Linked DNA regions of Homo sapiens: regions 2, 3, 4 and 5 are each linked to region 1. Evidence: chromatin contacts called from ENCODE Hi-C or POLR2A ChIA-PET data. All regions are on one chromosome and are shown on one strand. Each heading gives the region's core, a stretch centred on a gene start or an enhancer-like site at or near the end of the contact. The rest is flanking DNA. Distances are from core to core; before and after follow the strand shown. Region 1 holds the start of TRNT1 (tRNA nucleotidyl transferase 1). Region 2 holds the start of BHLHE40 (basic helix-loop-helix family member e40). Region 3 holds the start of ARL8B (ARF like GTPase 8B). Region 4 overlaps ITPR1 (inositol 1,4,5-trisphosphate receptor type 1). Region 5 overlaps LOC124906209 (a long non-coding RNA gene).

Region 1 (5,071 bases), core at 1-2,500:
TTTAGCAGGAGAGAATATAAGGGTAATCACCCCAGCACCTGGACCCATTTAGATTAAGTAAATTTACTCAGGCTCCAGAGGAAGGTCTTCAGGACTCAGATCTTATGGGTAAGAAGTTAATCACTTGTATCTTTAGATCAATGCACACTTACACATAAACATACAACTTACAAGGTATATAAGCTCTGGAAAGCTCTGTAATTCTGAGTCGGTCTGGGATATTTTCCACGCCTTCGCCCCGTACCTGGTTACAGAAATAAACTCCTTTCTTTCCTAGTTTATCTGCATCTCATTATTGGGCAGCGAGAATAAGCAGCCCAACCCTCGGTTTGGTGGTTTGGTCGGGGAGCATTACCACGACACTCGCATGCCACATGGTACTGTGATGACACTCTCCCCAGAGCAGGGCTTCAGGCAGTATGAGAGGGATGCGGGGTTCTAGAAACTCTAACCGAGTTTCTGGTCTCCAAAACTTGTCATGGTCACAGGTGGGTATCACCCTACTTCCCCACCTGCACTCGAGGATTCACGACCCTGGGATAGCTCCTAGACATTGTATTTTCCCATGAATTTAGTTTTGCTGCCCCCATTTTCCTGATTCTTTTCCTGCCATCTTGCAATCTCCTCTGATTTCTGGCACACCGCGGCCTTCCCTTCTACATATCACATCCTCGTTCTCCCCATACGGGGGTCCTGCCCATAAGGAGGCCGCAGCAGCTCTCGAGTGACCCCGGTGTAAACCTGCAGAGAAAAACCATTCCATTCCACGGAAGCGGGTGGAGGAGCCGCGCTTCCCGGCAGGCCACGTGGGGCGGAAAGACCCACTCAGTTTCCTCGCACCTCCGCCTCGACTTAGGAAAACGCTCTGGGGAACCCCAGCCCTGAAAAGGCGCGTCTCACCCCCCACGCCGGGTGCTGGCGACAAGGCCCAGTGAAAAAGCGTCTCGGGGCCGTCCGCGCGGAGGGGAAAGTGCTGAGGGAAGCCAAGGAATCCGCGCCTGCGGTCGCCGGAAACGTGGCGGGGACACGACCTCCGCGTCGGGGCTATTTTGCCCACTGCTGAGGAGGCCTCTCGCCACGTCCCGCTCCCGTCTTCCTCGAGGACCGGGCGCGGTGGCGCCTCTGGCCCACAGCAGGAAGGAAGGGGCAGCAACTCACGCCACCAACTCTGCCCCTCTGAGCGGCGCGCGCCCGCTTACCGGCCCCGCTGTTGCCGCAGCCGCCACCGCCGCCACGCGCACTTCCGGGCTGGTGAACGCGGTGACGTCACCAACGCACATGGGTTGGCGGCGAATGGGAAGTCGCGGCGGGGCGAGGGCGAGTGCGGGGGCGGGGCCCGGACCGAAGGGCTTCCGCCTCCCGTCGCTCCTCCCCACCGTGAGGCGAACCTCAGCCGGTTTCCCAGCCCCGCCGAGGCCCGCTGGGGCGAAGCGGAGCCCCGGGGGGCCCTGAGGAAACCGGCGCGGGTTCGTTTAATTACGCCCTTCTCGCCAGACCTCTGGCTGGCCCTGAGCTGCTCAGAAGCCCATCTGCGCGGCATGCCCGTGCGATCTGAGACAACTGGCAGCTGTCTTCCTTTGCAAAACGAGACTGTTAATAAAACCTACCCCAGGGTAGGACGGACTGTTCGGTAAATGTTAACTTATCCGTGTTTGACTATTCTCTCCTCTAATCTCTGCATAGGGTTAAGTCCACAGTTGACAGAGTCACGCGCATTCGAAATCTAAGCCCGCCGGTCCTATGAACTTACTGGGCATATTTTATTTTCTTACCTGGTTTGTGTAACCATTGGCCTCCTTGGCCCGGAGGCTTCCCATCTGTAACGTGGAGAACTTAGATTTGATCCAGTTCATTAATTCTTTCTAGAGCGGAAAAGAGCAAAGAGAGTGGCAAAGGAGTGGGAATACAGCCGTTGAGCCCTTAAAGTGCGAAAATGTGTAGTTTTTGTTTTGTTTTGTTTTTGAGACGGAGTTTCGCTCTTGTCGCCCAGGCTGGAGTGCGGTGGCGCGATCTGGGCTCGCTGCAACCTCCGCCTTCCGGTTTCAAGCGATGCTCCTGCCTCGGCCTCCCGAGTAGCTGGGATTACAGGTGTCTGCCACCACGCCCGGCTAATTTTTAGTAGAGACGGGGTTTTGCCGTGTTGGCCAACTGGTCTCGAACTCCTGACCTCGTGTTCCCCAGGCCTCGGCCCCCAAAAGTGCCGGGATTACTTTTGCCGGGATTCGGCCACTGCGCCCGGCCGAAAATGTGTAGTCTTTTAAGTGTAACTTTACATCACTTAGCTTTCCCTAAAATTTTCCTAGAAAAATGCTTGTGCATGTTATTTCTGTTCTTTTGCCCTCCCCACATGCCTACCTGTTCTTCCCAAACTTTTCAGCCCCACTCTCTGTAGACTTCCTAAAACGTAAAAAGTAAGATGTGCAATTACCACACCTCTTCAAGGTGTTGAATATCCTGTTTTTGGAAGCACAGGACTGGCTTTCCAAATGGACATTCAGAGGCACAGCATTGATATCATCCGGTGCAAGGATTTTCTGTCTCTCTCTCTCTTTGGGGCAAGGAAAGCCCCAAATCATCCTTTCAGGCTTGTCTGCTATTTCTCACCACCATGACCCTAGACAAACTGGACCAAAGCCTCCATTGCTGTACCCACCTAGAATAGATTCTCCAAATCACCACCTATGAAGGCAACGCTAATACAACTATTATGATGACTTACTTCGTGCCAGTTACTGTGCTGGGCACCCTCAACAATTTCTGGCCTTGTAAATATATAGTTTATATATGCAGGTGTATATACAGTTGTCCTTCCGTATCCATGGGGTATTGGTTCCAGAACATCACCCCAGCCAGTGTTCAAGTTCTTTACATAAAATGGCATAATATTTACATATAGACTATACACATTCTGTAGTACAAATCATTTCTAGATTACTTATAATACCTGATATAAATGCTGTGTAAACAGTTGTTATGCTATATCGCTTCTTTGTGTTTTTTAATTGCTATTTAATTTTTTTTTTTTTTTTTGAGATGGAGTTTCACTCTGGCGCCCAGGCTGGAGTGCAGTGGCACGATCTCAGCTCACTGCAACCTCTGCTTTCCAGGTTCAAGCGATTCTCCTGCCTCATCCTCCCAAGTAGCTGGGATTACAGGCACCCGCCTCCACGCCCGGCTAATTTTTGTATTTTTAGTAGAGACGGGGTTTCACCATGTTGGCCAGGCTGGTCTTGAACTGCTGACCTCAGGTGACCCACCCACCTAGGCCTCCCGAAGTGCTGGGATTACAGACGTGCGCCATGGTGCCCCAGCCTTATTTAATATTTTGACCTGTGGCTGGTTGAATCCACTGATGGAGAACCCATGGCCATGGAAGGTCAACTGGAGAGAGAGAGAGAGAGAGAGAGAGGAGAAAGAGAGAGAGTAAGAGAATTCCTCCTGTACTGGCCAAGACAATAAAACAAAAATAGGGGTATTACTACAGATCATGTAGATATATATGAGGAGGTATTATAAACAATTTTATGCCAATTAATTTGACAATGTAGATGCAACGCACCAATTCTATAAAAAAGACAATTTATCAGAACTGAAATAGGGTAGAATTTAAAAATCTGAATAGCTTTTCATTTTTAAAGAAATTGAATTGTTGTTCAACAGACTTCTCACAAAGATAATTCCAGGCCCAGATGGTTTCAGTGGTCAAATTTATCAAACGCATAAGGAAGGAAGAACTCCAGTCTTGTGCAAAGTTTGTTTAGAAAATAGAGGAGGAAACAGTTTTCCTCTCATTTTGAGGCCAGCATAACCCGCATAACATAAAATCAACACTACAAAAAAATTAATATACAGCTTAATATACCACATGACCATAGAAACAAAAACAACTTTAATAAAATGTTAGGAAATTGAATCCAACAGTATATAGAAAGATAATACATCATGATCAATTTGGGTTTGTCCCCAGTGCAAGGAATGCAAGTTGTATTTAATGATCTAAAACCAATCAACGTAATTCACCATATTAACTGAAAAAGAAAAACTGTTGTCATCACAATAGATGCAGAAAGACCACTTAAAATTCAATCCCTACTCATAAAAACTGCCAAAAAAATTAGAAGGGACTTCCTCAATATAGTAAAGGTCATTCATGAAAAATCCATAGCCAATATCAGACTTAGTGGTAATATATTGAACACTCTCCCCCTTATATCAGGAAGAAGGCAAGGATGCCTCATCTTACCACTTCTTAACATTTGTCTGTAGTTTATAACCATTAACAAAGCAAGAAAAAGATATGGAAAGTGTAACAATTCAAAAGGAAGTAAAATTGTCCCTATTTTCAGATGACATGATGGTGGTTTATACAGAAATCATAGGAACTGACAAAACTACTACTAGAACTAACAAGTAAATTTAGGAAGGTCTCAGGATACCAGGTTAATATACATAAATCAATTCTATTTTTATATATTATCAGCAAAAATATAGTACATAAAAATATATATCACATATGAAGAAATAAGCGTAATAAGAGAAGCTATATGGTTAGCAACCAAACATATATAAAGATACTCATCAATCGCTAAGAGGCCAGATATGGTGGCCCTTGCCTGTAATCCCAGCACTTTGGGAGGTTAAGGTGGGAGGATCATTTGAGCCCAGGAGTTTGAGCCCAGCCTGGGCAATATAATGAGACCCTTTCTCTATAATTTATTTTTTAATAGCCGGGGTTGCTGTTGCGTGCCTGTATTCCCAGTTACTCAGGAGGCTGAAGTGGGAGAAACACTTTGAGCCCAGGAGGTCCAGGCTGCATTGAGCTGTGATTGCACCACTGCATTCCAGCCTGGACAACAGAGTGAGACATTGTCTAAAATATTATATATATATATATATAAAATCACTAGGGAAATACAAATTATACAACAATGAGATACCTTTTTGTTTTTTTAAGACGGAGTCTCACTCTTTCCCCTAGGCTGGAGTGCAATGGCATAGTCTCGGCCTACTGCAACCTATGCCTGCCAGGTTCAAGCAGTCTGCTGCCTGAGCCTTCTGAGTAGCTGGGATT
Region 2 (5,158 bases), core at 2,515-5,014, 1.9 Mb before region 1:
CGATTCTCCTCCATAGCCACTGTCTGTGTCCGTGTCGCTGCCGCTCTGCTCCCCACTCGAGTGAGCGAAAGTCCGCTGGATGACTGGCACGCAGTTTTTCCCAGGACCTTCCGAACCTTTGGCCGGAGAGCTGGGTTTTTCCTTGAAGTCCATCACTTTGGGAGCTGGGTCTGATGGCTTCCTGGAGGTACCACCCTGCAGCAGCTCCGAGACCACCCGGTGGAGGTGGGTGACAAGCTGCGAAGACTTCAGGTCCCGAGTGTTCTCGTGCTTGGCCAGATACTGAAGCACCTCCCGGGCACATGTCTGGAAACCTGAGCAGAACATCTCTTGACCTGTTTCGACATTTCTCCCTGACAGCTCACCTGGGGAAAGAAAAATCCGAAGGAAAACGTTTCAGAAGGCCTGTGGCGCACCTGGAAACTATACTCCAAAAAACCAGGTGCTTTAGTTTTTGTTAAAAAAAAAAATGCATTTACTGATTTGTGTTCCTAACTCCAAAAGTAGTATGCTCAGAGAAGAATTACACTGAAAAGTATAAATAATTAAAATAATCCATATACTAACACTCAGATAAAATATGATTTTTAATGGTTGCATAATATCCTATCATGGAAATGGACCATAATTAATATGAGATGAGCTGTTTCCCCTCTTTTGGATTGTATAGGTGGTTTGTGAGTTTTCCATGTAAGCGAGGCAGCAAAGAACATTCTGATGTATTTATAAACCTAAGAGTCAATGCATACAACATTGCACCGTGGCAAAATGGGCAGAGGCTGGATAGTTATAAAATGAGGAAAAGAATGAAGAAACAACAATCACCTAAAGTAAACTTATTTTCAATGATTTGTAAAAGTTGCAGTCATGCTGTGACCTTTAATTAGGCTATTTCTATGTCTTCTCCACATATTCTATCCATGATCCTCAAGACATTAGGTATGACCATCTTCCTATTTTGAATGAGGAAACAGGCAGAAGCACTAGCTGGGTTTTTGCAATTTTCATCATACGAGCCTTCGAGAGGAAGGCAGACAAGCATGAAATGAGGGAGTGGGTAGAATAATTCTCCCCAGTCTGTACAGTATTATTTGGAAGAAGTGAGACTAGAAGGTTAGAAGGTTGACTCCGATTATCTGGAAGTCAGTAGAAACGAATGATGAAACTTCAGTGGTTTCGCTAGATTGTGCAATTCACCAAGATACCTAGTGGCTATTCAGGGAACCACATGAAATGCAGGAAAAACTCCTGCTGTATCCTGCCAGGATCACACCACACACCAAGTGACAAGGAAGCAAAGAAACAGGAAAACGCTGGGGCATACCCATGATTTCTTCTCCAATGAAAGAGGGCTAAGAAGACCAACTGTAAAACACCCACAATGCAAATTATAGGTGCCTTGGCATTTTAAAAGGGAGTAGGGAAATCTCCCAGAACCCAGAGACTCTCAAGCTAAAATGCCACAGGAATATCTTATCATTTCACTAATACGTATTCATGCCAGGTGGCACAATGCATTTCAAATGAAAAGTCTGACCTTTTAGGAAAGATAAAACTGCATCTCCCCCAATGAACGTGCATAAGCAATTTGTTGCAGTAATGTTTATTACATCAGATGTTGAGCCCACGGGCTCTCTATTTGCACTCAAACTCTTAAAGAGAGCATAGCCAGAATCAGCACTCACCAGCTTGTAAACCACTCTGCAGGGCAATGATTTTCTGCTGCTGCTGATCAATTAGGTTTGTTAGTGCTTTCACATGCTTCAAGGTAAGTTCAAGAACCACTGCTTTTTCCAAGTGACCCAAAGTCTGGAAGGAAAAGAGCCTTAGTCAGCGGTGAGGTCAGAGAAGTCCCACCTTTGGGACATTTATTAGCAATGAGAAATGAGAAAAGAAAAAAAAAAGTGGAATAGTGTTTCCTGGTTGGCTGTTTTAAGTCTGTAGGTCATGCTTTTAAAAAGATAGACAGATACACTCATATATGTGTGTGTGTGTGTGTGTGTGTGTGTGTGTGTATATATATATAATATATATATATAATTAAATAATTTAAAAAAACGGGTGCCACCTGTCTTTGGAGGCATTTTGGAAGCTGCAACTACCTCAGGAAAATCCTTTGACAGATAAATTTCTCCAGCAGCCTCTGCCGACCTTAACTCAGGGGAATCCAGAGATAACATTTTCCTGCAGTGGTGTCAACTCAGAGAGGGACCTCTATTACGTCTGGCAGCCAAGAGGCTTTCCCTACTTCTTTCCTTACACCCTTTCAGAACTTCCAGCTCATCCAGGCTTTTTTGTTCCTCCCGAAATACTATTTTTTTTTTTTCCATTTCCCCAACCAAAGGCTGCGAAGTAGCCGAGGGCTACTGTCAAGAAAGGACAGGCCGTAAAAATCACACACCAAAGCAAGTCCCCTTATTTGACAACAACAACAAAAAAGGTGGGGGGAGTGGTAGAGGGGAAGGGGTAAATAAAATGTGTGTGTTTCTTGGCGTGTTCCTTTAAGTGAGAAAAACTAGGGAATCCTGAAAATCACCAGAAGTTAAACTCCTGAAAAGGAAGGCCAGTTGGTGTTGGAGCCAACTTGGAGAGGTCCAAGTGGTTCTCGCCTCATTTGCATGAGTCAGCCAGAAAACGCCAGGACTGTGGAGGAGGACCCCACCGCAGAGCCACCCGCCAGCTCTGATCCGCCAGTCTGGTCTGCAGTTCCCCGCGGAACCTGCAGGCGGCGAGTGACCCGCCCGCCCTCTGGGCAAAGGACTGGGTTGGAAAGGGGCCAGCTTCTCACTTACTGTAAGTTTGAGATGTTCGGGTAGGAGATCCTTCAGCTGGGCGATGCACTCGTTAATCCGGTCACGTCTCTTTTTCTCGATGAGCCGGTGCGGCAATTTGTAGGTCTCCTGCAAGACGCACGGGGAGGCGGTGGGCGCTTGGGGAAGGAGATGAGAAGCCTATCCTCCCAGCCCCGCAGCAACAGTCCGGCAGAGGAGCAGAGTAGCAGAGTAGCACCCAGAACCATCGTCTGCCCTTTCTTTTCCAAGTCACTCAGAAGAGGCACCGAGCCCACACCCTGCATCCCCTCGCCAACCTCAAAGCGAGAAAACTTTTCTTGGAAACTCAGCGCGCGCGAGGGGCTGAGCGCAGGGTCCCTAGGGGTGCACTTGCTTACCTTGCTGTCCTCGCTCCGCTTTATTCCCCGTCTTGACTTGTACACTTGGTACATGTGGGCAGGGTACATCCTGCAGGAAGAGAGACCAGGAAGGGTCGTGACTGCTTGCGCACGGCTGCAGGCGTTCTGCCGGGCAAGAACCTCCCGGTGCGCCCGGAGCTGCTCCAAGTTGAGAGTGGCGCATAACATGGGGCTGCAGTTGAGGCTTGAAGGGCCAAGGAGTGCCAACTTACCCTGGTAGGTCTCCGTGCTCCAGTCCCGGTGCTTTGGGCAGGCAGGCGGGGGGTGGTTGCGCGCTGGGGATCCGCTCCATGGCGCGGCGAGCCGGGGCCACTGCGCGCTCCTGTCTGCACTAGCGGAGCGTCTGGATGAGGACTGCCCTGGAGAGGGCTTCGGGGGTCTCTCCGCAGATGTTCCTCTGAGTCTGAGCTCTTTGAAATCCCCTGGGCTGCTGGAATCTTCGGCTTTGAGATGCAGCTTCAGTTGGGGGCGTGCATGGCCCGGTGTCCCCGCGGCCTCTGGCTCCGACTCAGCGCACAGACTGGCGGTGTGTGCTCCCTGCGCGGTCTGTCTGCGCCGTGCGAGCCAAGTGAATGAGAAGTGGGGCGGGCGGGGAGGCGGGAGGGAGCGGGTGAGGGGGGGGCGGTTAGGGCGGAGTGGGGGGGTGGGGGGGCAAGCCGAGGAGTAATGGAGAGGCTGCGGGCTGGGTTAAATGGGAGCGAGTGGGTGGGTTGGAGCTACGTGTTCTACCCTGTGACTCCAGGCACGTCTGGCCACTGCCGGGGAGGGAAGGAGCGACCTGCCCGCCCTCCCCCGGCTTCATCACATGAGTCTCACGTGTTGGACAACGCTCCGGCGGCTGCTAGGGAGCCCCCACCCCCAGCCCCGGCCCCCAGGTGTCTGCGGCTGCGGCCGCCTTTCCCCGAAGAGGGGGTGGCAGCACGACCTGGGTCCTGCCCAGTTGGGTGGGGGGCGCGGAAGCTGGAAGGGACGGGGGTGCTGGGGGAGGGGGAGAAGTTGGTAACGTGGGCGAACCTGCCCCAGGGAAATGAAGTAAGTTCCCGTCTCCTGGGAGGGAACGGGGGAGGACGGATCCGCCCGCGTCTGACTCAAGCCGGGAGAGGAATATCCCCTTGCTAGCTCCAGCCCAGCCCTCTTCCTCCTCCCCCGCCCGGCCCGCTTGGAGGAACCGGCGCGCTGCGGAGGGAGTCGCCCGGCCCCCCAGCCTTCCCCAGAGGCTGGGGTTTCTTTCCGTCCTGGCTTCCCTGCCCCCACTGCTCACCCTCGCGTCCAGGAATTGCCCGCCTTGGGGAGGGACCGAGGGGCGGGGCGGATGTCACCCCATGGGAAGCGGGCCGACGGCCAAGCGCAGGGGCAGCTGAGGCTGCCGCCGAGCACGCCGCGCGCACCTGACCGTGGAGGGTGTGAGCCGAGGGCCCCTCGCTCCCAGGAGCTCCGCTCCTGGGCACAACCTGCGGGCGGGCGGGCACCCGGTTGCGCAGCCCCCTGGGTGCCCCAGTGTCACCCCCTTCCTCCCGGCCAGTCAAGCGCAGAAAGATACCGGGCGCTGTGCCCGGCGCTCCCTCCCTCCTCTGCCCCCTCCGGAGCAGAGGCGCCCCGGTCGCCTCCCCTCCGGCTGCAGCGTTACACAACCGCGGCGGCGGCGCCTGCCCTGCAGCAGCGCAGGGCGTGACGCTTCACGTGGCCGGGCTCAGGTCGTAGCACCGCGGACCGCGAGCCTCTCTGCGTTGACCCAGGGACTGAGACCCCGGGGACGTGGCGTGCCAGCCCGGATCGGCCCTCTCCCTGCCTGTTGGGAAGTTCGGCGGCGCTGTTCGCGGTCTGCACCCAGGGCAGGAGGGATGAGAGAGACAAGAAAAAAAAACCGCCTGTTACAGGGAAATCTTAGCAATCATGCGGTCGACACGTATTTCTTGAGCCCCCTGCTCTGCACTAGGCGCTGCACTAGTTGATGAATCCGACACGGAT
Region 3 (5,563 bases), core at 1,675-4,174, 2.0 Mb before region 1:
AACATCTTTCATGTCATTTAATCCCTAGAGCAACTCTGTAAGAAACATATCATTACCTCCATTTAATAGATGGGAAAGTAAGGACTCAAAGAGGATGTAAGGCTGCTAAGCGGCAGAGCCAGATTTCAAATCCAGGGCTGTCTGACTTCAAAGGTCATGCTCATTAAGCTACACTGTCTACTGAAAACAGAAGCATAAAAATCACCAAGAAGTTTCTCAAAGATTTGCTCAACTTTTTAGAGTTCCCAAGCATAACAACTCAACTGCAACAAATACAACTGGCTGTATTAATACACCTATCCACATGAAACATTAATTCCATGTTGTCAAAGAGCAAGTTTTACAAGATGACTCCAATTCTCATCTCAAGGGGATATGAGAAAATTTACAGTTAACTGAGCTCAACTTCACTCAAGCTTATGCCTCATCTTTTCCATATTATATAAAAGCTCTAGCAGGCTTATAATCCCAGTATGCTGGGAGGCCAAGGCAGGAAGACTGCTTGAGGCCAGGAGCTCAAGACCAGCCCTGGCAACATAGCAAGAGCCCGTCTTTATAAAAAATAAAAATTAAAAATAAATAGCGAGCCATGGTGGTAGCACATGCCTGTAGTCCCAGCTACTTGGGAGGCTGAGACAGGGAAGATCACATAAGCCCAGGAGTTGGAGGCTGCAGTGAGCTACGACTGCACCACTGCACTCCAGTCTGGGTGAAAGCTCAAGACCCTGTCTCCAAAAAAGAAAAGAAAAAAATTCTAATATAAATATGTAACCCGAAGTTCATGTTTCCTCATTAATTTTAGTGGTATTAGGCCAGGAACGGTGGCTCATGCCTGTAATGCCAGCACTTTGGGAGGCCGAGGCAGGAGGCTCGCTTGAGCCCAGGAGTTCAAGGCTGGCCTGGCAACATAGGAAGATCTTGTCTCTACCAGAAAAAAAAAAAAAAAAAAAAAAAAAAAATTAGTGGTATTAGATACACATTCCACTCTTCTATTCCTGCGGAAAGATAGTCATTCCAAGCGCAAAAAATCATAATATTACAATAGGAGGCCAGGCGCGGTGGCTCACACCTGCAATCCCAGCATTTTAAGAGGCCGAGTCGGGCGGATCACATGAGGTCAGGAGTTTTGAGACTAGCCTGAGCAACAAAGCAAAACCCATCTCTACTAAAAGTAATTAGCCGGGCGTGGTGGAGGACGTCTGTAATCCCAGCTACGCAGGAGGTGGAGGCAGGAAAATCGCTTGAACCTGGGAGGTGGAGGTTGCAGTGAGCTGAGATCTCGCCACTGCACTCCAGCCTGGGGGACAAAGCGAGACTCCGTCTCAAGAAAAAAAATTAATAATAATACTACTAGAAAAGGAGCCGAACAACAAGCAGGTAAATCTTCCTTATATACATCATTCTTCAAAGGACTTTGGGGTTTCTGCTAATCTCTTTTTCTCCAAGACTTACTCATTCCTGTTGCTTTATTAGTGCAAGGACTAAGAATCACAAGTTACCTATTTTCTCAAACATGAAAGCTGTGTTTGAATCATCTTGTGTAACCTAACCAGTCGGACAGCTAATCTTCAGGATTTCAACAGTCATCGAAAAGGTGGAAGAACTGCTGCCATCTCTCTTCAGAACAGTTCTAAAACTCCCCTGGCGTGTACAAGCCACTACCAGCTAAAACTGAGTCACAACAACTCTTGGGCTCTAAATAAAGATCGAGGCGAAATCTTTCACTCCTATTTATTTCCCAACCAACCAAACAAGCAAAACGAAACAATCACCTTTCTACTCAATCATTGCTGAACAAACACCACATTCTATGTAAGTCCTCAGTGCAATTTTCCTTCCACCCATTCCCTAGGCCTGCTAAGCTATGTTCCTGCCCAGTACCTTCTTTTCTCTTCAAGTGAAAAACACCATTTAAAGACCAACTCCTCTTTCGCAGGGTAGTTAACTTTATGCTAACTGCAGATCCATCTTATCTAGTCGCTTAAGACAATTAACTCTTAGCTTAATAAATACTATGTATTGTGGGCTAGCTGGAGCTCAGCAATGAGCTTGGTCTCCGCGCCTGGGGGACGGGTGAAAACAAGTAACTGAATTAGATGGGACCAGCGGCCCACAGAATTCAGGAAGGCGCTCACACTGGTCTCCCGCTTTCACAATGGGTCTATTGGTCCAAAGTGGCAACTTAAGAGAGGCTCTTAATGCTTACGCTTTCTCGTACGGCTGACGGATTTGCCAAATCCCACCCTTTGGGAAAGTGACAGACTGGACTTAACTCTTTGGCTGCCCCTACTGGGCAAACCCAAGGGAAACCCCAATCCCCAAGCGCTTTAAAAATGTGACGAGTTCAATTTAACTCTTTCCGAGCCCCCGCGGCGTTGAGGACACAGCCCTTGGAAAATGTCTACACTGACTTAACCCTTCCGCTGCCGATCTCAGTGCTACTCCCCGCGCCGCCAACACGCGGGAAATTCCAAATGCTGGCCCTCGGGAGATGACAGGCCCAGCTTCGCACGCCCCCCGCCATCAGTCCCATCGCGCCGAGGGGGGCCCCAACTCAGGCCTTGGAGAAGCGCCGGGCCGGACTCCTGGCTGCGGAGCCCCGGGCGAGTGAGTGGGCGGGCGCTCACCGCGATGACATTGACGAAGGTGGTCTTGCCCGAGTACTGCAGCCCCACGAGCGTCAGCTCCATCTCTTCCTTCCAGAAGAGCGAACGGAACCAGTCCAGCAGGCGGGAGATGAGCGCCAGCATGATGGCGGCCGGGAGCGAGAACGGACGGGAGGACGGACGAGCGGCGGCGTCGACGACTTCCACACGAGCGGGCCTCCGCCCGGACCCTCCAACGGCTCCTTGGTGCCCCGGCGCGACACGGGCGGACACCGGCGGGCGGCAGCAGCCAGACCCAGGAAGCCGAGCGGATCATATGACTCGCCCTACCCCCCACGCCCGTCCCGGCGCCGCCGTCGGCACCCACGGCAAGAGCGGCGCGGCCAATCCGGCCAGGCCCGCCCGCCGCTGGCATCGCCACCTGGTGGGCATGCTCCGCAGCACAGCGTACCCTCGGGCCCCCTTGAGGCTTTCTCTACATTCATTCATTGTTGGTTCATTCGTCATTCATCCACTTATACATTCGTTAATTCATTCATTCATTTTTTGCTATAATTGTTCATTAACAATCTGCAGGAAGACTTCAAGACTCTGGAAGAGTTGGCGTGGAATAAAAATTCCTGTCCTACATTTTTGGTAGTAGCAAAAGATAGTGTTAACTTAAAAATGACACCGTTTATAAATTTAGAAAGGAGAGCATTATTTCTTAAGAAGGGGATTATAAGCTGTAGGCAGGACGTGCAGCCTCGGGCCAAAAAAAACAAAAGTAAGCACTTTGAGAGAGGGAAGGGTGCAACAAGAATTTATATTGAGGAGTTGGCCAAGTAAACATATTTAACTTATGGAAGGAGCTATTAATATGTATGAAGGTGGTCTTACACACATAGTGAACAAATCTGTATGTTGCATATGACCTATGTTCATTTGGGGTGGCGACTTAACATTTAAATGTATTATAATCAGGCAGGGCGCGGTGGCTCATGCCTGTAATCCCAGCACTTTGGGAGGCAAAGGTGGGCAGATCACCTGAGGTCAGGAGTTTGAGACCAGCCTGACCAACATGGTGAAGCCCCATCTCTACTAAAAATACAAAATTAGCCGAACGTGGTGGCATGCACCTGTAGCCTCAGCTGCTTGGGAAGCCGAGGTGGGAGAATTGTGTGAACCCAGGAGGCGAAGGTTGCAGTGAGCTGAGATCATGCCACTGCACTTCAGCCTGGGTGATAGAGTGAGACCCTCGTCTCAAAAAACAACAATTAAAAAATAAATAAAGTAAAAGTATTATAATCAGGCCCTCCACATCAGAAAGTGAATCAGGGACGGGAAAGGTATTGAAGTGCTTGGCCTCTGTAAAACCAGCCAGAACTGGGCTGGGCGCGGTGGCTCACAGCCTGTAATCCAAACACTTTGAGAGGCTGAGGCAGGTGGATCAGGAGGTCAGGAGTTTGAGACCAGCCTGGCCAACAAGGTGAAACCCCGTCTCTACTAAAGATACAAAAAATTAGCCCAGGCCGGGTGCAGTGGCTCATGCCTGTAATCCCAGCACTTTGGGAGGTCAAGGCGGGCAGATCACCTCAGGTTGGGAGTTCAAGACCAGCCCGACCAACATGGTGAAACCCCGTCTCTACTAAAAATACAAAAATTAGCGGGACATGGTGGCACGCGCCTGTAATCCCAGCTATGCTGGAGGCTGAGGCAGGAGAATCGCTTGACTCCGGGAGGCAGAGGTTGCAGTGACCGAGGTCATGCCACTGCACGCCAGCCTGGGTGACAGAGCGAGACTTCATCTCAAAAAAAAAAAAAAGAAAGAAAGAAAAGAAAAAGCCAGCCAGAACCAATGCATGGATGCATGGTTAGTTGTCTCTTAACAGGAGAAAGTTACAGAAATCAGTCTCTTGTCTAATCAAAGCCATAGTTAGGCTTGTGGAACAGGTCAGTTAGCCTGCATCTGGCAGAGAGTTGTAACTGTTTTAATTGTGTTTATCTCCAGGCCAGTGCTGGTTTAGCTGGTAGAGAAAAAGAGAAACCTTGCACTTAGTCATTTAACTCTTGCCTAGTATGGCCTTAGGTCCTGTTTATAATTTGGTATCTAATTGTCACAAAGAGTCTGTTCTGTCAGTCTTGTGATCTCTATTTTAACGTTAATGTTGGTCGTTTGTTGTTTCTTTCTTTTTTTTTTTTTTTTTTTTGAGACGGAGTCTCGCTCTGTCGCCCAGGCTGGAGTGCAGTGATGCGATCTCGGCTCACTGCAAGCTCCGCCTCCCGGGTTCACACCATTCTCCTGCCTCAGCCTCCCGAGTAGTTGGGACTACAGGCGTCCGCCACCACGCCCGGCTAATTTTTTGTATTTTTAGTAGAGACGGGGTTTCACCCTGCTAGCCAGGATGGTCTCGATCTCCTGACCTCGTGATCCGCTCGCCTACGGCCTCCCAAAGTGCTGGGATTACAGGCTTGAGCCACCGCGCCCGGCCGGTCGTTTGTTGTTTCTAAACGACATAAGGGAGGAGGTATAACCAGGTGTGACTGACTTCCCATCTTGTGGAGGGAAGGAACTCAGTTTTTAAGACTTTCCTAGGATAGGCCGGGCGCGGTGGCTCACGCCTGTAATCCCAGCACTTTGGGAGGCCGAGGTGGGCGGATCACAAGGTCAGGAGATCGAGACCATCCTGGCTAACACGGTGAAACCCCATCTGTACTAAAAATACATAAAATTAGCCGGGCACGGTGGCGGGCGCCTGTAGTCCCAGCTACTCGGGAGGCTGAGGCAGGAGAATGGCGGGAACCCGGGAGGCAGAGCTTGCAGTGAGCCGAGATGGCGCCACCGCACTCCAGCCTGGGCGACAGCGAGACTCCGTCTCAAGAAAAAAAAAAAAGATTTTCCTAGGATCTCTTTGTCCAGGAAGGATCTGTTTAGTCAGTTGAGGGGACTTAGTTTGTTTGTTTATTTGATTTTGAGA
Region 4 (5,636 bases), core at 1,541-4,040, 1.4 Mb before region 1:
TAGAAAAGCTGCCCTGCCTATGTCTTGTTTTTGTTTTTGTTTTTGTTTTTGTTTTTGAGACAGGGTCTCACTTTGTCGCCCAGGCTGGAGTACAGTGGTGCGATCTCGGTTCACAGTAGCCTGGAACTCCCAGGCTCAGGTGATCCTCCCAACCTCAGCCTCCTGAGTAGCTGGGACTACAGGTGCATGCTACCACACCCAGCTAATTTCTGTATTTTCAGTAGAGACAGTGTTTCACCATGTTGCCCAGGCTGGTCTAGAATTCCCAGACTCGTCTAGAATTCCCAGGCTCTAGCAATCTCCACACCCTGGCCTCCCAAAGTGCTGAGATTACAAGCATGCGCCACTGTGCCCAGCCTGCCTATGTCTTTTAACTCAAAAAACAAGTGCAATAATTAAGAACGTTTCATTCCAGTGAGACATTCAGTGAGGTATCATTAGATACCTCTTAAAGAAGGTATCTAAGAATATCAGCATCCCCAAACGGACAGTGAGATCTGCTGAAATAATGAATGTTCCCTGTGACTGGATCCATAAATACTATTTGTTTGAAGAAATACCTGTACAAATGTAAGACTTTAAACCGAATTAGCACTTGTCAACACATATTCAATAGACAAATTAAGGACCCAGTAAAAGCCAACCCAATCTTGATACTAAATTTATGTATGCATTTTTCAAGTTGTAAAGCTTAGAACTCAAATCATACTCTGAAAAAAATACATAATAAATAAGCCTATTTTGCTTATAAACACACACACACACCAACAACACACTTCAAGAATTTTCAAGTGAGTCAAGGTGACTACTCCAGGAAAGCCACCACCTTACCTCTGAATTTCTTAGGTGGATTGTTAAGGTCCCCGGTTTCTGGCTGTACAACACAACGATCATCAACCAGGCTGTAAAGAAGACAGATAAATGCTCTGTCAAGTGTATGAAAATGAAACTCTTAGCACTATGCAAAAATCAGATATCCCAGGGCTTTTCCTGCGCAACATTTAGATTGCCATATTCTCCTGCCAGGAACTCTTTACACTAGAGGCTTCCTATGCATGGATCTAAACCTAATCCAAAAGCCCAGGGTTCTGTTCTGTGAAGGACACATTAAGGCTACTGTTTTCTGTGGCTCCTTTCCCATAACCATGTCCATGGTAGATCTGAGTATAGCATGCAAGGTGGCTGAAGTCGCGAGACACAGCAAGGGGCTGTTGCATTCAACTAAGGGTAGCTGAGGAGCTGACTTTGTGCCAGGTGAATATGAGCCAGGCCCTTGCTCTTTGGGAGCTCAAGGCTAGTGCAGGAGCCTTAAGAACAAACTGATAAGGAGAATATAATCTAAGGGCTGTAAGAGAAGGAAGAAAAAAAAATACAGCCAGAAGCGAACTGTGCCTGAGGTCATCTGAGAAGCTGCAGACAGAGGAAGTTCTAATGGAACTACTGGAAGATTCGAAATAGATGTTGGAGGCTAGAGGGGAGCGTTTCCAGGTGGAAAGAACCATGAGCACAAACTCATGAAGATATGAAAGGACTGTGGAGCATCAAAAGCAACTAGTGGGGAAAGTACAAAAAATTACAAATAAATAAGCTCACATTACATAAAGACTCAGTATTTAAAGTCCTGACTGCTAAGTCTAACTTGCACAATTCTTTTAGAAGAACCACTTAAAAATATATTTTTGAACAGATGAGGGAACTGAGACTCTGAGAAGTTACACAACTTGTCCAAGCTCCTAAAACTGGTACTGATAGAACTGGCTAATCTTCCAAGTGACCACAGAACTTGCAGTTGTTCCCAGCTAACACACCATGGTTTTCCAGGGTTCCTCCATTCATCTGTGCTGCCTCCTCTCATCCCAAATGCAAGGTACCATTAAATATTCAGCCTTGACCCTTACTGTTCTATTCTCCAAGATTCCCTTTTGCCTCCTCAAGTCCTGCCTGTCTTTCAGGACTCAGGGTAAGAGCCCCACCTTCTCCACAAAGCCCCCCCGACCAAGCTTCTCCTGCGCCAGACACTCTCTGCCTCTCCTTCTCTGTCCTCCCAACCTCACTGACTGAGACTCCAAAGGGGCACCAGGCTACCAGCTCCATGAAGGCCAGAAGATGCCCAAGGCTGGCAGCTCAGTATCTATTTGGTGGGTAAATCAAAGTGTCCATGGTACCCCACCAGCAGTTTGCCTCCTTCAGCTTCATGACACAAGACTTCACTGTATAAACAAGAAGAACAGTGTAGCCAATGGCCTGAGTTCTCATGTAAAAATCAAGAGCAGAATATACATATATAAAACCACCACCTTAAGCTCCTGTAAGTATAGTAATGCCCCCAGAGCTAACATAATGCTTGACAGGGTGGGCTCAGAATCCAAGGTAGGGCTAGGTTAATAAATCATCAAGCCATGGCCAGGCATGGTGGCTCACACCTGTAATCCCAGCACTTTGGGAGGCCGAGACAGGCGGATCACGAGGTCAAGAGATTGAGACCATTCTGGCCAACATGGCAAAATCCTGTCACTACTAGAAATTCAAAAATTAGCTGGGCGTGGTGGCAGGCGCCTGTAGTCCCAGCTACATGGGAGGCTGAGGCAGATGAATTGCTTGAACCCAGGAGGTGGAGGGTGCAGTGAGCCAAGATCGTGCCACTGCACTCCAGCCTGGCGACAGAGTGAGACTCCATCTCAAGAAAAAAAAAAATAAATAAATCATCAAGTTCTCAAATGGGGAGGAAGTGGTAAGAGGAGCCCCAGTCAAGCTCAGATGACAAATGAATTGTAGATGGCACTCTGCCACCTACTAGCGGCATGATCATGACTGTGGCATTTTACCCCTACCGGTCTCAGTTTTTTCATCTGTAAAATGAAAGTTGGTCTCAGGGATTCTTAACGAGGGGGATGTTCATCAGACTTATTGTTTCCAAATATACTGACGCCAGGACTCTGTCAACCCAGCTTACTAAAGCTGTGCTGTAGGATGAGGCCCAAGAATCCTGCCCGTCTTGTTTTTATAAAGAGACAGGGTTCTTGCTATATTGCCCAGGCTGGTCTTAAAAGCTGGTCTTGAGCTCCTGGTCTCAAAGGATCCTCCCATCTCAGCCTCCCAAGTAGCTGGGATTACAGGCGTTAGCTACCGCACCAAGCTGAACCTTTATTTTTAACAAGCTAAAAAGGCAATTCAGAAGCATGCCACTGAGTAGTGTGCACACACACACACTTGCCCTCCAAGATCCTATTGGAGTTCTCAAGTTCAACCAGTAGATGAAGCCATTTGGAGGTAACCACCATCTATATAAATGGGATGGGGCTGGAGTGCTACACAGTGAGTCCCATAACGACTGGCACTCACTCACCGTAGTCCACAACAGGTCCCCCATAAATATTAAAAACAGGAAGGGTTGTCAAACTTTCTTTCCAACCCCATTTTTACACTGCTATCCTCAAATATGTGCAAGCAACTGAGAAAATAAAGTATTCATCTCAAGAAAGTATTAGCAACCCAAAGTTCAAAAAGAAGCCCTCCTCACTTTAAAAGGGCAGGAGGGACTCATCATTAATTTGTTTACAATGTTTGAGGAAAACACTTAAAAAGCACTTCATATGATTTTAAAGAAGAGATGCCCTGGAAGAGAAAGAAGGTACTAAGATCCCGGGGGCTCAGGAGGCACCTGGGTGACTGGGAAATCAAGACCCCCAGGGGAAACATGGGAATAGAGTGGGTTGAGGTTTAACCAGGCATCCAGATAGGGGCTGTGCACAGTCAAGGAGGAGGGAGAGCTGCGGGCAGACAAGGAAGCTGGAAAGAGAGAAGCTGGCCTGCAGAGAGCAACTGCTGGCAGCCCTAGCCTTGGAGTCTGGAATTTTCTGAGCTGTGAAATCTTGGGCAAGTGACTTTGCCTCTCTGAAGCTCAAAAGTTTTGCCTCCACAAACAGCAATGATGACAATGTTCACCATAGACAGTTGTGTGAGGATTAAGGAAGATGTAGGCACAGTATTTAGCATAGTGCCTAGCACACAGCAAATACCCACTGGGCTCATTTAGTGCTTTTCATTTATTACTGTTGCTGTCATTACTGAAAAGAAGAAGAGGGTAAAAGAGTCAACCATAGACGATGAAAACAGGAAGGAGCCAACCATGAAGAAAGGAGGGAGAGTCAGAGGCAGGGCAGAAGGAGGCCTCTTTGCCAAAAGCCACAGAAGATAAATTGTTAAGGGTAGGTCCATAATGGAGAGAGGTCAAATGTAGAAAGTCACTGGATCTGGTGATCAGGCAGCCATGGATGACTTCTTTTTCACTGGATGACATTTGAAACAAAATCTCTCTACAGTGGGAGCACAAGTCTAATTGAGCTATAATTCTGTATCTATAATAATTTGCTCCCTGAGTGTGGAGTAACCTGCATGAGAGCCTAGGAATACTCATTCTGCACAAATACCAGGAAACAAGCATGCTTTAAATAATAGCTATAATTGAAAGGAAGGTCTGGCTGCTGTAAAAATGAGGTTCTTGGAGAAGCTGCTGGTCTTCCTTCCCCCAATTTATTTGAGTCCAGCTCTTGCCAAATTCAACAATGCCGCCCCGGGGCCTCACTACTCCTTTCTACACAAAGACAATATAGACCATTCGTAACTATTTTGGAGTTAACCATCTTGATTCTCCATTCTGCCTCTGTCTGCCTTTGGGACTATTTCACCTCTCATTTCCTCTTCTAGACAATAGGCGTAGGAGGAGACGGGAGAAGATAATCAAATGAGTACATTATGAAATATATTTATACCCTTAAAAGTTGTATAAAGATTGGGAAAAAAGCACAAAAGAGCAAAAATCTGATTTATAGAACTTTATGCAATTTATAATTTTCAAATGCATACAGCAATGTAAAATAGGAAATGTCTGCTTCAAAGAAAAGAGATAGGCAGCCCAGGAGGTTTGGTCTTTGCTTATATTATAAAGGAGTCACTATCTGAAAAGAAGAGCCTTTACAAAACTAAAAAGCACTTCTTTGGGCTCTGCAAATATTCATCTTTACACTTTATTCCATTTAAACTGTATTCCATAGTGGAATAAAGGCACTCTCCCTTTTATATAGAAAGGAAAAGCAAATTTTAATAAACTCAGAATAGTGTCCTAAATAATGAGGTTTTGCTCTTTCAGAAATATACAGAAAATTGTGTTTTTGTATAAGAGGTTAAACTTGGCTAACATGAGATTTGGTGTTTGTGATTTCAACCGCACTTAGAAAGCCAAGTAAAACGGTGACGTTCTTATGTTAGAAAAATCACAGTTTTAAGCTGATGTTATGATGTCTTAAACAAACCGTGCCACACAAGAAATTGCATGCTCTTACCCCAAGGTGCTAATAAATCCATTTGTCGATCCCTCCGCGTACAGAGAACAAATGTCTCCAATATGTAGGAAGCTAGACATTTTGTCAGACATGTCTTTCTTGAAAATCCTAGACAAAGTAAAATATGCAGCATTGTTAGAAGAAAAGAAATGTTCAGAAGGGGAAAAAAGTCACTAAGAGTTGGCTTAGCTCAATTTTCCAAAGCGCCTTACTTAAAAGTCAAATTTAAATAACAGTTTGACAGGCAGGCGATTCAATGAGCCAAGTAAGGACATATGCAACAACACTTTTTCC
Region 5 (5,122 bases), core at 1,371-3,870, 1.7 Mb before region 1:
GGGATTGCAGGGAGAGAAAGTGGGGCATTTGTTGCAGGGCACCAGGCAAGGAGGATCAGGGAGGTCATGCTTAAGACCTGAACTCCCAGATGGCTTACACAGGTAAGGCTTTTTAAAGGCAGCGTGGCAGAGGTTACAGGCAAAGTCATAAATCAATACATGAGGCTACATATTGGTTTAACCTAAAAAGGTGGGATATCTCAAAGTGGAGTAGGAGTGGAAGGGTACAGCCCATAGATCATAGGTGGATTCAGAGATATTTTCTAATGTGCAATTGTTTAAGGAGGTGAAGCTTTGTAGAAAAATTTGAGGTCAGCAGAAAAGAATGTTAGCTCTGGCCTGTGGGCAATAACTTCCTCCAGGCCCTTCAAGAAGAAATTTAGAACAAAGAACAGTGGTCAGAGTTCCATCCTCCGTTCCCCCTTATCTGAGATTTGCCTGCCAGCTGACAGCATTTTTCCTTTGGTAGTGGTCTGGGTTTTTAAAAAACAACTCAAGGACATACGTTAAGATACTATCTATAGTTTCTTTAGGGAACCAAACATCTCATGACTTCCTTGGCTATTGTTTTAGGCTACTATTACCTTATTTTATTTTATTTTATTTTATTATTTTATTTTATTTTATTTTATTTATTTTATTTTATGTTATTTTATTTTAGAGACAGTGTCTCACTCTATTGCCCAGGTTGGAGTGCAGTGGTGTGATCTTGGCTCACTGCAGCCTTGACCTCCCTGGGATCAGGAGATCCTCCTACTTCAGCCTCCTGAATAGCTGGGACTATGGGTGTGTGCCACCACGCCTGGCTAATTTTTGTATTTTTTGTAGAGATGGGGTTTTGCCATGTTGCCCAGGCTGGTCTTGAACTCCTGGGCTCAAGCAGTCTACCTGCCTCAGCCTCCCAAATCATGAGCCACTGCGCTGAGGCTGCTATTATATTACTTTATTGCTCAACAAGTTGCTTATTCACTTCTCAGGGCTAGCTAGGTGCCTGGAATTGCCCTTGAAGGAATGCAAGATTTTCCTTTATTTTCATGCTCGGGTTGCAGAGGGGCTCACGGGCCCCCAAGGTGGGGTCTCTGCTCCTTCTCAGGATCCTTCTCAGAAAGAAATTATTAAAGAGGCTCTGGGTCTTCTATAGGTAGTGAGATGTAGAATTTGTATTTGAATGTTAAATTAAAGATAGTACAACTTGGGACCATTCAGACTTCAGAGATAATATCTACTTGACAAGACTGGGAGGTTTAAATGAGAATGTAAGTGAAGGCATTTCAGAAACTAAGGAAATATATTGTCATTCCCAAGATAAAACATTTTTTCTGTAGAGATTTATTTTATTTATTTATTTAGAGATGGAATCTCACTCTGTTGCCTAGGCAGGAGCACAGGGGCACAATCTTGGCTCACTGCAATCTCCGCCTCCCGAGTTCAAGTGATTCTCCTGTCTCAGCCTCCTGAGTAGCTGGGACTAAAGGCATGCGCCACCACACCTGGCTAATTTTTGTATTTTTAGTAGAGACAGAGTTTCGTCATGTTAGCCAGGCTGGTCTCGAACTCCTGATCTCAGGTGATCCATCCACTTTGGCCTCCCAAAGTGTTGAGATTACAGGCGTGAGCCATTGTGCCTGGCCCAAGATTTATTTTAAGAAAAGAAGTCAGATTTGAATCCAGCACTGCTAAAAAATATGAGGATAGTTATCTGGAAGTCATAAGCTGTATGAGAGGTTTCTTTATGAATTTATTCAGTTCAAACTGATAGTTAAAACGTACTTTGGATAGAAAGATAAAAGTTTTTAAAATGACTGGATGTGGCCCAAATATGTCATGTTAAGACATGTAGATTTAGGATCCCGCAGTAATAACATCAGACCCATTTAGTGGGAACAGAAAGAAGCTTTTGGTCATGCAATAGTTAGCTGAGATTGTGGATAGGTATGAAAAAAAGGAAATGGTCATGTTGCAAAGGAATGGGAAGTAACGTATCAGGTATATGCCAGACTCTTGGTATAGATTATCTTTCTTGATGCCCATTACTGCCCAAAGAAGTACGTGGTAGCATCTCTACTCTTGAGAAGGGGGGAACTGCACATTAAAATCATTAGTAACTTGCTCCAAGTTATAACATTTCAGTGACAGAAATGGTATTAGAATTCTTATCCACTTTAAGGCCCATGTTCTTTCCATTCCACCATGTTGCCATGTGGACTCTGACATAGACCTAGCACCTAAGCCTTGTGTGGTTCAGGTCTCCTTGTCCCAGTTTTATACCAAACCTTAATTGTTTTTCTGCAGAGAACTTTTACAAAAAGCTTCTTACAAGACTTTATGAGATACCATAGGTGATAAGTATGTGACTTATGCTCAGGAGTAAATAGGTGAAATTCCTGGATTGTCTGAAGTTCCATTTACCTGGGACCAACCATGTATTGTGAGGTCATTATAAATGTGCTGGCAAACTCTTTCCGTTAGTGGTTCTTGCGTACAGTGTGCACTTCTTATGTTGTTGGACTCTTTGTGTTGTTGTTCAGAATTCACCTTAGGGGTTTTCTCAAACTCTGCATTCTTATTCTATAGTGGTTTTTGGCTTTCTTTTTTCTCTCCAAGCTGGGTGGATGATGCAGTTTCGCTTCTAGGTGTTAGGATTCTCTTTCACACTGGTTTGTCATGACCTTAAAGTATTTTAAGATGTTCCTTTGGTAATTTTTTTTTTAATGTCTTGCCCTAGTAAGCTAGAGATTTGTTTTACCAAATGAGTTTAAAATACCAGCAGCTGGAGACTCCATAGCATTGTCTGAGTTGACCAAATGTAAACACCCACCAGTGATCTACCTTTTTATTTTCTTGATTTTGGTAGACTTTTTTGGTTCCAGACCTGAAGGCTTGTTATGCTTCTGAATTGGCCTCTAGGTTGTAAGAGTTGCTTAATGTGGCATATGATACCAAAGATGGAAAAATGTGTATGATAATTATAATCATCTTATTATAAATTGCCATCATACTCTCTCCTGTCAGATGATTGATGAGGCCTAAACGTTGTTCTGAGCTGCAACCACCCACAAAAACCACACACACGGCGTTTTACTCAAAACTTTACTTCAACCACTACTTTGTGATGCAAAACTAGTGGAATTTTGGGTACTTTCTGTAAAATTGAAATCTTTATGGGGATTTTCCAACATTCTAGTTGATTGTTAAATTATTAGTGTAAGGAACAAGACCAAGGCAGAGTTTGCCAATGAACACTGACATCTGTGGTAGGAGAGGACACCAGTGTGCACCTGCACATGCTCCCTAGGAAGAAGCCACCTTGATTGGGCCGAGGACGGATTCTCCCTTTGAAAAATGCAGTTATATAAGAGCTATATACAAGAGATTTGTAGTTGTGAAAGATAAAGACTTCAGGAGCTCACTCACTCCTTATCTTTGCCACAAAGTTTTCGGTCTTGACAAAATATTCAGAGTCAATACTTTCTAATGTGTAGATCCATCATCTCATGAAAGAGATTTGAAAAGAAAAAACAAATCAATCTGTATTGTTCCACATGTAGGACAAAATAAAGTTCTGCATGAATGCTTTGTGTAAAGGGAGAACAGTTAAGGGAAACTGATTACTGATATCCCCACTCTGGAAGGGAGATAGCAAGTGGGAAGAGCTCTCTGTATTTTGCTTAGTCAGGAGATCTTTATTTATTCTGGAGCTGAGTCCTTGGACAAGTTACTTTACTTCTTTAGGGCTCAATTTCTTATCTTATTTAAAATAAGTTTCACTTCTGCTGTACAGTGTCTCAAGAGCCTTCAATAACAGTCCTTTGTTATTCTGTCTTATGTAAAGGTGACTTTTACTGTCATATAATTTGTCTTCTAACAAGCACGTATGTTATCAAAATCTGTAAAAAAAAAAAAAAAGTTTTGGCGAAAAAGTTTTGGCAAAAACCCAACTCTGCTTCTATAAGTATGTAGTTATGATTGTAACAGTTTGGAAGGAGTAAATTTCCCTCCCTGCCGCTCAAAAGTCAGGCTAAGGGTCTCATTATTAGCCTTAAAATAACTATCAGAAACTTTCAGGCCTTTGCCCATTAAGGCTTTATCCAAGCCGTCTATAGTAGGAGTATACAGAGATCTACAATTGAGTTTTTAACAGGTTATTTTCTTAATTTACTCTAGAGATCTTAGTAATTTCCCACTAGCACATGGCATGTCAATGCAGAACTTTGCAGTGAACTGTATGGGACTTGGGAGACAAACAGCTCTGTATAGTTTGCTGCTGCAAAGGCTGAGTTGTTGACTAGCGTCCATAGACAAAGGATGCTTGCTTTAGAATTTATATTAGGAAGTGCTCAGTGAAACGCAGTGAAAGAGCACATTTTACAGGAGCAAAATCAAGCAATTGATTTCCAGAAAGGGCAACCAAATAAAAAAAAATTGGCTGAATGAAGAACAATGAATAAGGAACATGAACTTGAAAGCAAACTAAGTGAATAGTATCAAATCTTTAAAGAATGACATTAAAGTCATATTTTGTATGTTGGGGGCAGGGTAAATACAGATAAATACAGCACTAGGAGAAAACTGAACAGGGTGGATGGAATATCATTTAGACCTTCAGGACGACAGCAAACAGAGTGGAAGCTTTACTTGTAGAGAGAAACAGGGTAATCACTACACAATTTTAGGGGCATGGAAAGGGTAAGATCCCACAAATGTTAGAGAAGTGGAATGGAATTTCCCAGACCCTTTAACAGATGGATTAGTTAGGGAAATTTGCAGATGCTTGAAACTTGAATTGGTGCTGTAGCAAACTGTTAATATTAAATAAAATGGCTTAATTAAGTAACATTGGCTTTCTCTCATGTTAGCGAGTACTACCATACTTTCACCCTGATAACACTAATTCTTCATCCGGGTAGGTAACTTTGAAGGTGACTTGGACCTTGATCTTAAAATAGAGGTGTTGGAAAGGCACAATGTGAAGGAAGCAGGCAGAATTACAATTACACATCAAAGGCCCCCGGAGTTTTCACTTCAAATTGTATGTTTCAATTCTACTAGCTTTAGTGTTCACACCCAAACGGCAAGGGTAGGATCTACTGCATGGAGGGAGGAGTGGCATTCCAATTTCGTT

What was found. Hi-C counts contacts between places; a loop is a spot of excess contacts on that map. ChIA-PET counts read pairs that join two places held with the same protein, here RNA polymerase II (POLR2A). Pooled maps may share reads with other maps.
Region 2: a loop to region 1 is called in a pooled map, with 7 times the contacts of the local background. The contact joins the promoter of BHLHE40 here to the promoter of TRNT1 in region 1. A Hi-C loop is called at or near these places in 2 of 37 single-sample maps with no recorded cell type and 11 of 50 pooled maps.
Region 3: a loop to region 1 is called in a map of CD8-positive, alpha-beta T cell, with 4 times the contacts of the local background. The contact joins the promoter of ARL8B here to the promoter of TRNT1 in region 1. A Hi-C loop is called at or near these places in 3 of 168 maps with a recorded cell type or tissue (CD8-positive, alpha-beta T cell and naive thymus-derived CD4-positive, alpha-beta T cell), 1 of 37 single-sample maps with no recorded cell type and 12 of 50 pooled maps.
Region 4: a loop to region 1 is called in a pooled map, with 2.5 times the contacts of the local background. The contact joins the enhancer-like site here to the promoter of TRNT1 in region 1. A Hi-C loop is called at or near these places in 1 of 37 single-sample maps with no recorded cell type and 4 of 50 pooled maps. POLR2A ChIA-PET finds 5 or more read pairs at or near these places in 1 of 52 experiments (GM12878).
Region 5: a map of CD8-positive, alpha-beta T cell shows a loop between it and region 1 (3-fold over the local background). The contact joins the enhancer-like site here to the promoter of TRNT1 in region 1. A Hi-C loop is called at or near these places in 2 of 168 maps with a recorded cell type or tissue (CD8-positive, alpha-beta T cell and gastrocnemius medialis) and 7 of 50 pooled maps. POLR2A ChIA-PET finds 5 or more read pairs at or near these places in 2 of 52 experiments (B cell and MCF 10A).

Annotation. Positions count from the first base shown.
Region 1 is chr3:3,123,119-3,128,189 of GRCh38, reverse strand. TRNT1 (tRNA nucleotidyl transferase 1) reads right to left here and starts at 1,250. Exons shown (of 8, transcript NM_182916.3): 1 at 1,200-1,250. It overlaps LOC124909339 (a long non-coding RNA gene), which reads left to right and starts at 1,359. Exons shown (of 2, transcript XR_007095786.1): 1 at 1,359-1,630. RefSeq lists enhancers at 687-766, 189-919 and a silencer at 1,127-1,546.
Region 2 is chr3:4,978,043-4,983,200 of GRCh38, reverse strand. BHLHE40 (basic helix-loop-helix family member e40) reads right to left here and starts at 3,764. Exons shown (of 5, transcript NM_003670.3): 1 at 3,403-3,764; 2 at 3,170-3,239; 3 at 2,793-2,900; 4 at 1,686-1,809; 5 at 1-365. The coding sequence starts at 3,482. It overlaps BHLHE40-AS1 (BHLHE40 antisense RNA 1), which reads left to right and starts at 3,240. Exons shown (of 3, transcript NR_125916.1): 1 at 3,240-3,406. RefSeq lists enhancers at 1-451, 2,781-3,375, 3,483-3,632, 4,933-5,052 and silencers at 3,783-3,842, 4,053-4,822.
Region 3 is chr3:5,119,653-5,125,215 of GRCh38, reverse strand. It overlaps ARL8B (ARF like GTPase 8B), which reads right to left and starts at 2,924. Exons shown (of 7, transcript NM_018184.3): 1 at 2,628-2,924. The coding sequence starts at 2,750. It overlaps LOC124906212 (a long non-coding RNA gene), which reads right to left and starts at 2,157. Exons shown (of 2, transcript XR_007095800.1): 1 at 1,500-2,157. RefSeq lists a silencer at 2,859-3,118.
Region 4 is chr3:4,516,290-4,521,925 of GRCh38, reverse strand. ITPR1 (inositol 1,4,5-trisphosphate receptor type 1) reads right to left here. Exons shown (of 62, transcript NM_001378452.1): 3 at 5,343-5,450; 4 at 832-902. The coding sequence starts at 5,434. Among named protein-coding and RNA genes, the nearest start is that of ITPR1, 26 kb to the right of the region's middle. Within about 2 kb of position 2,790, at least 7 of the 41 ENCODE cell types and tissues checked have a DNase peak (open chromatin) inside an H3K27ac peak, as active enhancers do.
Region 5 is chr3:4,848,474-4,853,595 of GRCh38, reverse strand. All of the region lies in intron 2 of LOC124906209 (a long non-coding RNA gene), which reads left to right. Among named protein-coding and RNA genes, the nearest start is that of EGOT, 99 kb to the right of the region's middle. RefSeq lists enhancers at 2,205-2,284, 2,645-2,704, 3,105-3,224. Within about 2 kb of position 2,620, at least 5 of the 41 ENCODE cell types and tissues checked have a DNase peak (open chromatin) inside an H3K27ac peak, as active enhancers do; they include B cell and CD8-positive, alpha-beta T cell, where a contact is called at or near this core.